3 separate regions of the Homo sapiens genome follow, and all the other regions are linked to region 1. The links are chromatin contacts, found by Hi-C in ENCODE. All regions are on one chromosome and are shown on one strand. The core of a region is the stretch at or near the end of the contact, and the rest is flanking DNA. Distances in the headings are between cores, read along the strand shown.

Evidence for each region. A loop is a pair of places that touch in the nucleus more often than their neighbours do. Pooled maps may share reads with other maps.
Region 2: a pooled map shows a loop between it and region 1 (4-fold over the local background). The contact joins two enhancer-like sites. A Hi-C loop is called at or near these places in 5 of 37 single-sample maps with no recorded cell type and 3 of 50 pooled maps.
Region 3: a map of B cell shows a loop between it and region 1 (8-fold over the local background). The contact joins two enhancer-like sites. A Hi-C loop is called at or near these places in 4 of 168 maps with a recorded cell type or tissue (B cell, chondrocyte, dorsolateral prefrontal cortex and 1 more), 23 of 37 single-sample maps with no recorded cell type and 19 of 50 pooled maps.

The regions. Positions count from the first base shown.
Region 1 is chr18:58,760,637-58,763,358 of GRCh38, reverse strand. The region is part of intron 1 of LOC105372146 (a long non-coding RNA gene); the gene reads left to right. Among named protein-coding and RNA genes, the nearest start is that of LINC01926, 52 kb to the left of the region's middle. RefSeq lists an enhancer at 1,327-1,376. Within about 2 kb of position 1,463, at least 5 of the 41 ENCODE cell types and tissues checked have a DNase peak (open chromatin) inside an H3K27ac peak, as active enhancers do.
Region 2 is chr18:58,229,675-58,232,374 of GRCh38, reverse strand. The region is part of intron 2 of NEDD4L (NEDD4 like E3 ubiquitin protein ligase); the gene reads right to left. Among named protein-coding and RNA genes, the nearest start is that of NEDD4L, 190 kb to the right of the region's middle. RefSeq lists an enhancer at 137-186. Within about 2 kb of position 1,419, at least 5 of the 41 ENCODE cell types and tissues checked have a DNase peak (open chromatin) inside an H3K27ac peak, as active enhancers do.
Region 3 is chr18:58,139,411-58,142,110 of GRCh38, reverse strand. The region is part of intron 1 of NEDD4L (NEDD4 like E3 ubiquitin protein ligase); the gene reads right to left. Among named protein-coding and RNA genes, the nearest start is that of NEDD4L, 97 kb to the right of the region's middle. Within about 2 kb of position 1,355, at least 2 of the 41 ENCODE cell types and tissues checked have a DNase peak (open chromatin) inside an H3K27ac peak, as active enhancers do.

The sequences.
Region 1 (2,722 bases), core at 214-2,713:
AAGTATAAGACTCATTCTTTTCACAATGAGCGGTTAGAGCAGCAAAGCTGTAGATATCTGAAGACTTTGAGAGCTTAGGGAATAGGAGGATCATCTGGGGTCCCCCCTTTCTCTCTCCTTCCCCCGCAGCCCTCTCCTTTGCCACCAGCAGCCGAGAGAACAGTCTTGGGGGAAAGAAAACACAGAAGCTCAGTGCTGCGGGGAGAGGGGAATGAAGGCGTGATAAGAGACATGCGGGGGCTGTTCCTGGCTCGCTCACCTCCTTGTCCTCTTCCTCACCGAAACCACAGAGTCTCCCCCAGCCTTGCAGCAGAAGTGTGGTCGTGCCTCTGCAGTAAGCTGGGTGTAGGACTGGCTGGCCAGCATCTGCAGTCTATGCTGAGTACCTGTGCCTGGGTGACCCTTCCCCCGCGACTCCAGTGTGACCTTCCTTCCCAAGCCTCTTGTTGCCCTGGGGTCTTCCACATTCAGCTGTGTCAAGCTCAGGGAATACAGGAGGAAAATGGGATCGCCTCAAAGTTAGGGGCTGGGGGATGAGTTGCCGCAGGTACTAACAGGCAAACCTGCCCTGTTCCTCCAGCCGGGTGCCAGTGGTAGTTGACAGGGAAAGGGCCCTTGAGGAAGAGAGCAAGTGGGGAGAGAGAGGGAGAGACAGAGAGGATGGAGAAGTTGGAGGTCTCTGTGGTGGCCCAAGGGGGCAGTGGGGCCTGGAGGAGGTGGTTGGGCATCTGCTCCCACTAACCCATGGGCCACCTGGTCCCTTTGCCACGGACCCTGCTATGGGCAGCCATGGTGGGGTGGAGGCGTGTCCCTGGCACCCCCATGTCTCCCCGCATGAGTTTCCTGAGGAACCTGTGGGCATCCCGACGCCCTCTGGGTTTCACCTGGAGGACCACTGCTCACAAGTGGCCTCTCCTTATTTCTTTGAGCAACTTGAACTCTGTGAAAAGAACGTGGGCTCCACGGAGGCCTGTGCCAGCGGAGACAGGAAACATCACCGCTGTTTTCAAGATGGTTCCATTCACTCTTTGTCCTAGTGACCCTGTACTCAGCTCCCATTGTGATGGCTTGGGCGGGGGGATGGGCATGTTTTCTGGATAGTTCCACTGCCTCTGCCCCACTGCATGCAAGCCTGGTCAGCCTGGTGAGGGAGGGCATGCTCAGGCCCCCACCAGCCCCGGGCCTGCTGTCCTTCAGTGGCCTGTGTTCTGAAGACACAGGTGCATCTCTGTCACCCACTACCCACCAAGTCACAAACACCTGGGGCGGGAAGGAAGGTAAATGTTCCTCAAGGGATAGTGTGTATATGAGGGTGGGGTGCGTGGCTGGGAGGCGCACAAATGGCAGCATCCACTTAGGAGCCTGTACCCATCTTCCAGCAGGTCAGCACGGCTGAAGCCAGCAAATTTGTTGTGTTCTCTGGGCCTTAGCAGTCACGACCTTGGACCACGAGATGTGCCCTTGTCGCATTTATTTAAAGAGTTGAAATCTGAAAGGTGCATTAGAAATCGTTCTATTTATAGAGTCACTCTAAATACACTGTGGTGGAAGATGGCCAAGAGCTATTGTGAAGTGAAAGTAGGAACTGGAAAACGGTGAGCTCAGCATGATCTCACATATGCACATATGTGTACACCTGTGTGTATACATGTATAAAAGATATCTGTACACATGTATGTGTATAATACTCATACGTGTGTGTGCATATGTGTGTGTGTGTCCATATGGTCTGGAGATTTATATGCATAATACAACCGGAAGAAATATACACTGAAGAGATAGCATTATCTCTTGAAAGTGAGATTGGGATTATGTGGGGAGGGGAACTTTTAAACATTAATTTACGGAAAAGAAACGGAAAAATGTTCTGGTTCAGTCTAGCCAGGGTAAGTTTGAGACCTGGGCCCCAGGGTGACTTTCACCTCAACCACTGCTCTCTGCCAGTGCCACGCTGCCTGTGGCCTGGCCCTTGCTGTGAGTGTTTACGACCACAAAATTTACTTTTCCTGGAAGTGGTTTCTTCTGATGGCTGGAGAATGTTTATGACATTGTCCATCTCTGTTTCTCCTTAATGAAATTGCCTGGCAGCCGCGGTATTTTAGAGAAGTCTTAACCCCTACTCACTCTCCATTTAGCTTTCCATTCCATTTTCCATGGGAATGGCTGCTCTGACATCAGAATAGGCAATGGCAGCAGGAAGCAGTATCATCAAAGGTGCGAGTTTGAACTCTGGGGAGAGAGGTGTTCATAGGGTAATTTTTGCAACAGTTGGAAAATGCTCTACTGGACAGGGCTGGCTTTTGCTAAGAGGCTCAACAGGAGTTGGTCCATGTGCTGCATTCTCATTTTCACTCCCCAGTTACTCCCTGGGCCACCTGCCTGCCGCAGCACCTGAAGTCAAGTCACCAGAGGCTCAACTTTCTGGTCCATGTGTGGCTGTTTCTTTTTCTATTTATTTTTGTATTTTATTTATTTATTTTTTGTGATGGAGACTTGCTCTGTCACCAGGCTGGCACGATCTTGGCTCACTGCAACCTCCGCCTCATAGGTTCAAGTGATTCCCCTGCCTCAGCCTCCAGAGTAGCTGGGACTACAGGCACGCGCCACCATGCCCAGCTAATTTTTTTGTATTTTAGTAGAGACGGGGTTTCACCATGTTGGCCAGGATTGTCTTGTTCTCTTGACCTCGTGATCCGCCCATCTTGGCCTCCCAAAGTACTGG
Region 2 (2,700 bases), core at 170-2,669, 530 kb after region 1:
ATCCAAAAAGGACACATTATTATATTTGGATCTCAGGGATCTCAGCCTGGTTAAATCCAATACAAATCTGAGGGCATTTTGATTTTTTAAAATCCTCTCTTAAGTTACTGTGTGTGTTAGACTGGATATTGAAGGACTTCTACAGAGAGTGCAGAGCAAGCTCTGTAATAATTAGTAGAGTGTTGTTCCTACACACCCTGCCCCACCTCGTCAGAGCACATGCTTGAGCATTACAAGTTTTTGCCTCTAGATGACACTGTTTTATGGGTGTATGTTTCTCCCTGTCCCTGTGACCGTGGAGAAAAAAGTGCTAAATAATCATGGGGTAAAGGCACAGGGGACACATCAAGATAATTTACATAGAACAAAATGCACCTCTCCTATAATAGCCATGGAGTCAGACCTCTGTTATATTTAACCAGCAGAACACAGGGTCCTTCCTTTACTTTTGCCCTATGCTTCCGACTTTCTATTAGGTGGGAAATGGAGAATCCAATTTAAACCACTTGTTGGCCAGGCACAGTGGCTCATGCCTGTGATCCCAGCACCTTGGGAGGCCAAGGCAAGTGGATCATCTGAGCTCAGGAGTTCGAGACCAGCCTGGCCAACATGGTGAAGCCCCATCTCTACTAAAAATACAAAAAATTAGCCGGGCATGGTGGCTCATGCCTGTAATCCCAGCTACTTGGGAGGCTGGGGTAGGAGAACTGCTTGAACCTTGGAGGCGGAGGTTGCAGGGAGCCAAGATCAAGCCACAGCACTCCAGCCTGGGCGACCAAGTGAGACTCTGTCTCAAAACAAAAACAAAACCACTTGTCAATAACAGCCACATCTGTTTGGTTTTCCAAACAGGTCAATCTAGTATCTTCACAGTTTTCAGGGTGCTCAGCCCTGGTGTCTATTCACTCATCCTTCATGCTTTCCCCCCATGGCCTTGGAAATCTTTGATTCTTCCAGGCTCCAGGCAGCCAGCACCTCCTTTCCCTCAACTCCCCAGGATGAAGCACCCCCATAATAACCAGCCTCTCCACTCTCTGAATTCCTACAGTCTGAATACTTAGACCACTCCCTTTTCCATGGAATCTTGTGTCTGTTGTTTGTTCCTTTTCTGTTCTTTTTTTTTTTTTTTTTTTTTTTGAGATAGGGTCTCGCTCTGCCACCCAGGCTGCAGTGGCACAATCTCTGCAGCCTGGATCTCCTGGGCTCAAGCAATTCTCCCACCTCAGCCCCTGTGAGTAGCTGGGACTATGGGCATGCTGCCACACATGGCTAATTTTTTTTTAATTTTTGTAGAGACAGGGGTTTTCCCATGTTGCCCAGGCTGGTTGCAAACTCCTGGCCTCAAGGGATCCTCCTGCCTCCACCTCCCACAGTGTTGGAATTACAGGTATGAGTCACCACGTCCAGACTTGTTTGTCCCTTTTCAAGTATGTAAATCTTAATTCGCCTAAACCGGCTGCACGTCACTCAGGGCCACTGTCCATGTCTTACGCTAGTGTGTCTTTTCCATGCAACCTTGTACAAAACGGGCCTTCAATTAACATTTCTTGGTTGCTTGACTTCTTAACACACACTATGATAGGTTACCTTCTTCCCAGGGTTACATGTTTGGAAAATAGTCTTGTCTGAGTTGCCAAAATGTGGTATTCTCAGTGTGTTTACCTCATACCTGACAATGGCACCTCAGAATGTTGACCTTCTTCGGAAACAGGGTCTTCACAGAGGTAATCGAGTTCAAATGAGGTCACCAGGCACAGTGGCTCATGCCTGTAATCTCATACCTGATAATGAATAACTAGATGCAGAATTTATTTTCCACATAAATCTAATTTTCTTGAACTTGCTTCATTTTCCTCTTTTCTATAATGTAGGAAACACAGGGTCATTTCACATAGTGTCTTGAGTTATAAGCTCACATACACTCAAAGAAACAACAAAATGATTAAAAAAAAAAAAAGAAGAAGCTTCACAGTGAACCTCACTTCCGCAACATCACCTGATACCAAAAACTGAAATCATAAGCCACTTTCGATTAACTAAAAGCATGAACATATTAACTGACTTATAGAGTTGATATCCTTGTGTGTTAAAAACAAATATTCAAATCAAAAGAACACAAGAAATACTAATGTTTGAGGACTAACTTTGGGAGGAAATAATAAAACATTTAATTCCAGAAACCTGATGAGGCTGTTAGTAATCACTTATAAACTGAAAGGGGAGTTCACATTTAAATATAGATCTTCAGCTCACTATGCACCATTATAATTTTTGTTTCCAGTTGCTTACATTCTTAGCGTCATTTTTCATGCTTTTTCATGTCTGCTGTTGATATTTTTCCAACCTGAAAAAGCTTTCCTTTTTTGTTTGTTTGTTTTGTTTTTTTGAGACAGAGTCTCACTCTGTCGCCCAGGCTGGAATGCAGTGGCACGATCTCGGCTCACTGCAACCTCCGCCTCCTGGGTTCAAGGGATTCTCTTGCCTCAGCCTCCGAGTAGCTGGGACTACAGGTGCCCGCCACCACGCCCAGCTAATTTTTGTATTTTTAGTAGAGACGGGGTTTCACCATATTGGCCAGGATAGTCTTGATCTCCTGACCTCACGATCCGCCCGCCTCGGCCTCCCAAAGTGTTGGGCTTACAGGCATGAGCCACCGCGCCCAGCCGAAAAAGCTGTCTTTAAATGAAGTTGTATAAGCCT
Region 3 (2,700 bases), core at 106-2,605, 620 kb after region 1:
CACGCCACTGCACTCCAGCCTGGGTGACAGAGCGAGACTCTGTCTCAAAAAAAAAAAAAAAAAAAAAAAAGAAAGAAATTTTGGAAGGCAGTGGGGTCGGGGGGGTGGGGTAGACAAAACCCACAGTGCCTGCTCCTTTACATTTCTCTGAAGTTTGCCATGACCCTAAGCTCCTACTTGGCTTTCACAAAACAGCGTTGTTTTCACAGCTCCTGTGAGTTTCGTCAGACAGTAGCTGGGAATGCAAGAGCTGAGCCAGGCTTATGAACCACAGGCATGGATTCTAAGATTATTTCCCATTTTTAACTTGAAATGTAGAAATTGGAGACAGGCAAGGTATACTTTTCAAATATTCCTTTTAGCTACATTCAATGTAAATGAGACGCATGCACATATATAATACATGCATTCTTAACACTAGTCACATAACATATACGTACATGAAAATATTCATGACACTAGAGGGAAAAACAGAACTTCTTCATATGAATGATGAATTCCTGATTGTTTGTACACAATCCTGTACACAATCAGGAATTCAAGGCCTGCTTTCAGAATAGGAGTAGGAACGACTAGACCAGAGTAAACCATCAACACATAAAGTTTTTTTAAAAAAAACAAAAAAAACCCAAAAATTGTCTTTCAAAGGAATCAACATTTTGCCTTATTTCCATCCCAGCCCTGGTGATTAAAGGAATTTTGTTTGATTTTATTCTGTAACTCAAAATGACTTTTTTTAAATGTCATCCTAACAAACCATATGTGCCTGTCTGCAGTAACACTGTAGCAAGAGTTCATATTTTCTCTAATCTGAATAACTTATATTGTGTTACCCCATAGTTGCCTTGTGTAGGGACAATAAAAGGTGCTTTATCTACCACATCCCCCGCCAGGTAATGACCTCCAACACCAGTAAGGAGGGAGCTCTCCAACCCTGCTGATGGTTAACACGAACCAGGGCAGCCACCCCGTGCTGGGTGCCCATGGCGTGGCCAGCCCAGTGGAGCCACATCAGGAAGGTGTTATTAATATTATCCTCCCCTCCACCTGAGGACACTAAAACTCAGAGAAGAGAAACAGGCCTGGCGCTGGCTTCTGACTGGAGAGCTGGGTCTCAAACCCACGTCTGTCAACTCACAAAACCCCACCATCCCCCATCACTCTTATCAGAACCATATTATTGACAACGTGATAGTTATCGGAGCATAATGAAATCCTCAATGCTTCCCTCTAAGGCCTCTGATAATCTCAGAAAAATGAGCAACAACTCGGAGCAAATGCCACAAGGCCACTCCACTGGCTTTACCTCCAGCAGAGCCATAAGAGTGGCCAAGGCCGACACAAAGGTTTAATTCAGCAGCAGAACTCTGCCACCAACAGGACAGATGACACCAGAAAGGCACTCCTCCTCTGAGAGAAACACTGCAAATACACCACGTTATGGAAAGGAATCCTCCACTCAGAAATGGACAAAAGAATCCACTCATTACTATAAAGGAAGCAACCTGATTGGCATTTTCACAGCAGGCAGCACCAGTCTACATTTTTATAAAATGACAAGGGGACACACTATGTATTTCCTCGTGCTGGTGGCCCTTTGTGGGGCAAACAGAGGGCTAATCCTCCACTCAGAAATGGACAAAAGAATCCACTGATTACTATGAAGGAAGCAACCTGACTGGCATTTTCACAGCAGGCAGCACCAGTCTACATTTTTATAAAATGACAAGGGAACACATTATGTATTTCCTTGTGCTAGTGGCCCTTTGTGGGACAAACAGAGGGCTTCTATAAAGCTTAGGAAGTATGATTTTAATCACCGGGCAAATTCATAGGTGGAGGCTTGAGCATTTCCTTTATCTCTGTACCAGAATTTCCCAGGTATACACTCCCCAGCATGTCATCAGCCCAGCAGCTGCAAGACTGCACGCTCTGTCCTTAGCTAGATCGGGGCCCTCTGGGACTAGGTATAGGTATGTCATTGCTCCAGTCCCCTTCTGGATGTTCCAAATCTAGTCCAGGCCACAACACCTCTCCCCTGGATTCCCTGGGAAGCCCCCTAAATTTGGGTCCCTGCCTCTATTCTTGACCCTTCCAGTACAATGAGCACTGAACCAATGTCCATCAGCAATGCAAGCAAAATATAAATCTGATCAGGTCACATCCCTGCTTGAAATGCTAAGTCTAGGAGCCTTAACATAACCTACAAAGCCTCCATCTCACCTGCCTGACTCATCATCCTCGCCTCTCTCCACTCCTGCCTGCCCCCACCTGCTCAGCTGTAGCCACCCTCCCCTTTTAGGGGGTTCTACGGTGGTTTCCTGAGCTTCCTCCCTTTGGGAGGTTAGCAAAGATGAACACAGCTGATTCGAAGTCAGGCTCCTCAGGCACAGCTGCCTCTGCTCGGCCAGATTTCTATGGCTCTACCAGAATGAAGAGTGACTTTTGCTGTAATCATGTAACACAGACAAAAGACATCCTCCACCCTTCTTCTGTCCCTAACTACCAACACTGGAGTTAGGGGATTGTCAATTTTTACTTTGCTTTTTTCTGTATTTTGTTTGGTTATTTTTAACAAACACGCATTATTTTAAATATATTTTTCTGATTACAGAGTTGATAGAATGTTGATAGGATTATCAACATTCCTAATAATCCTAAAGTTGATAGGATTATCTTGATTGTATCAGCCCAATTTTT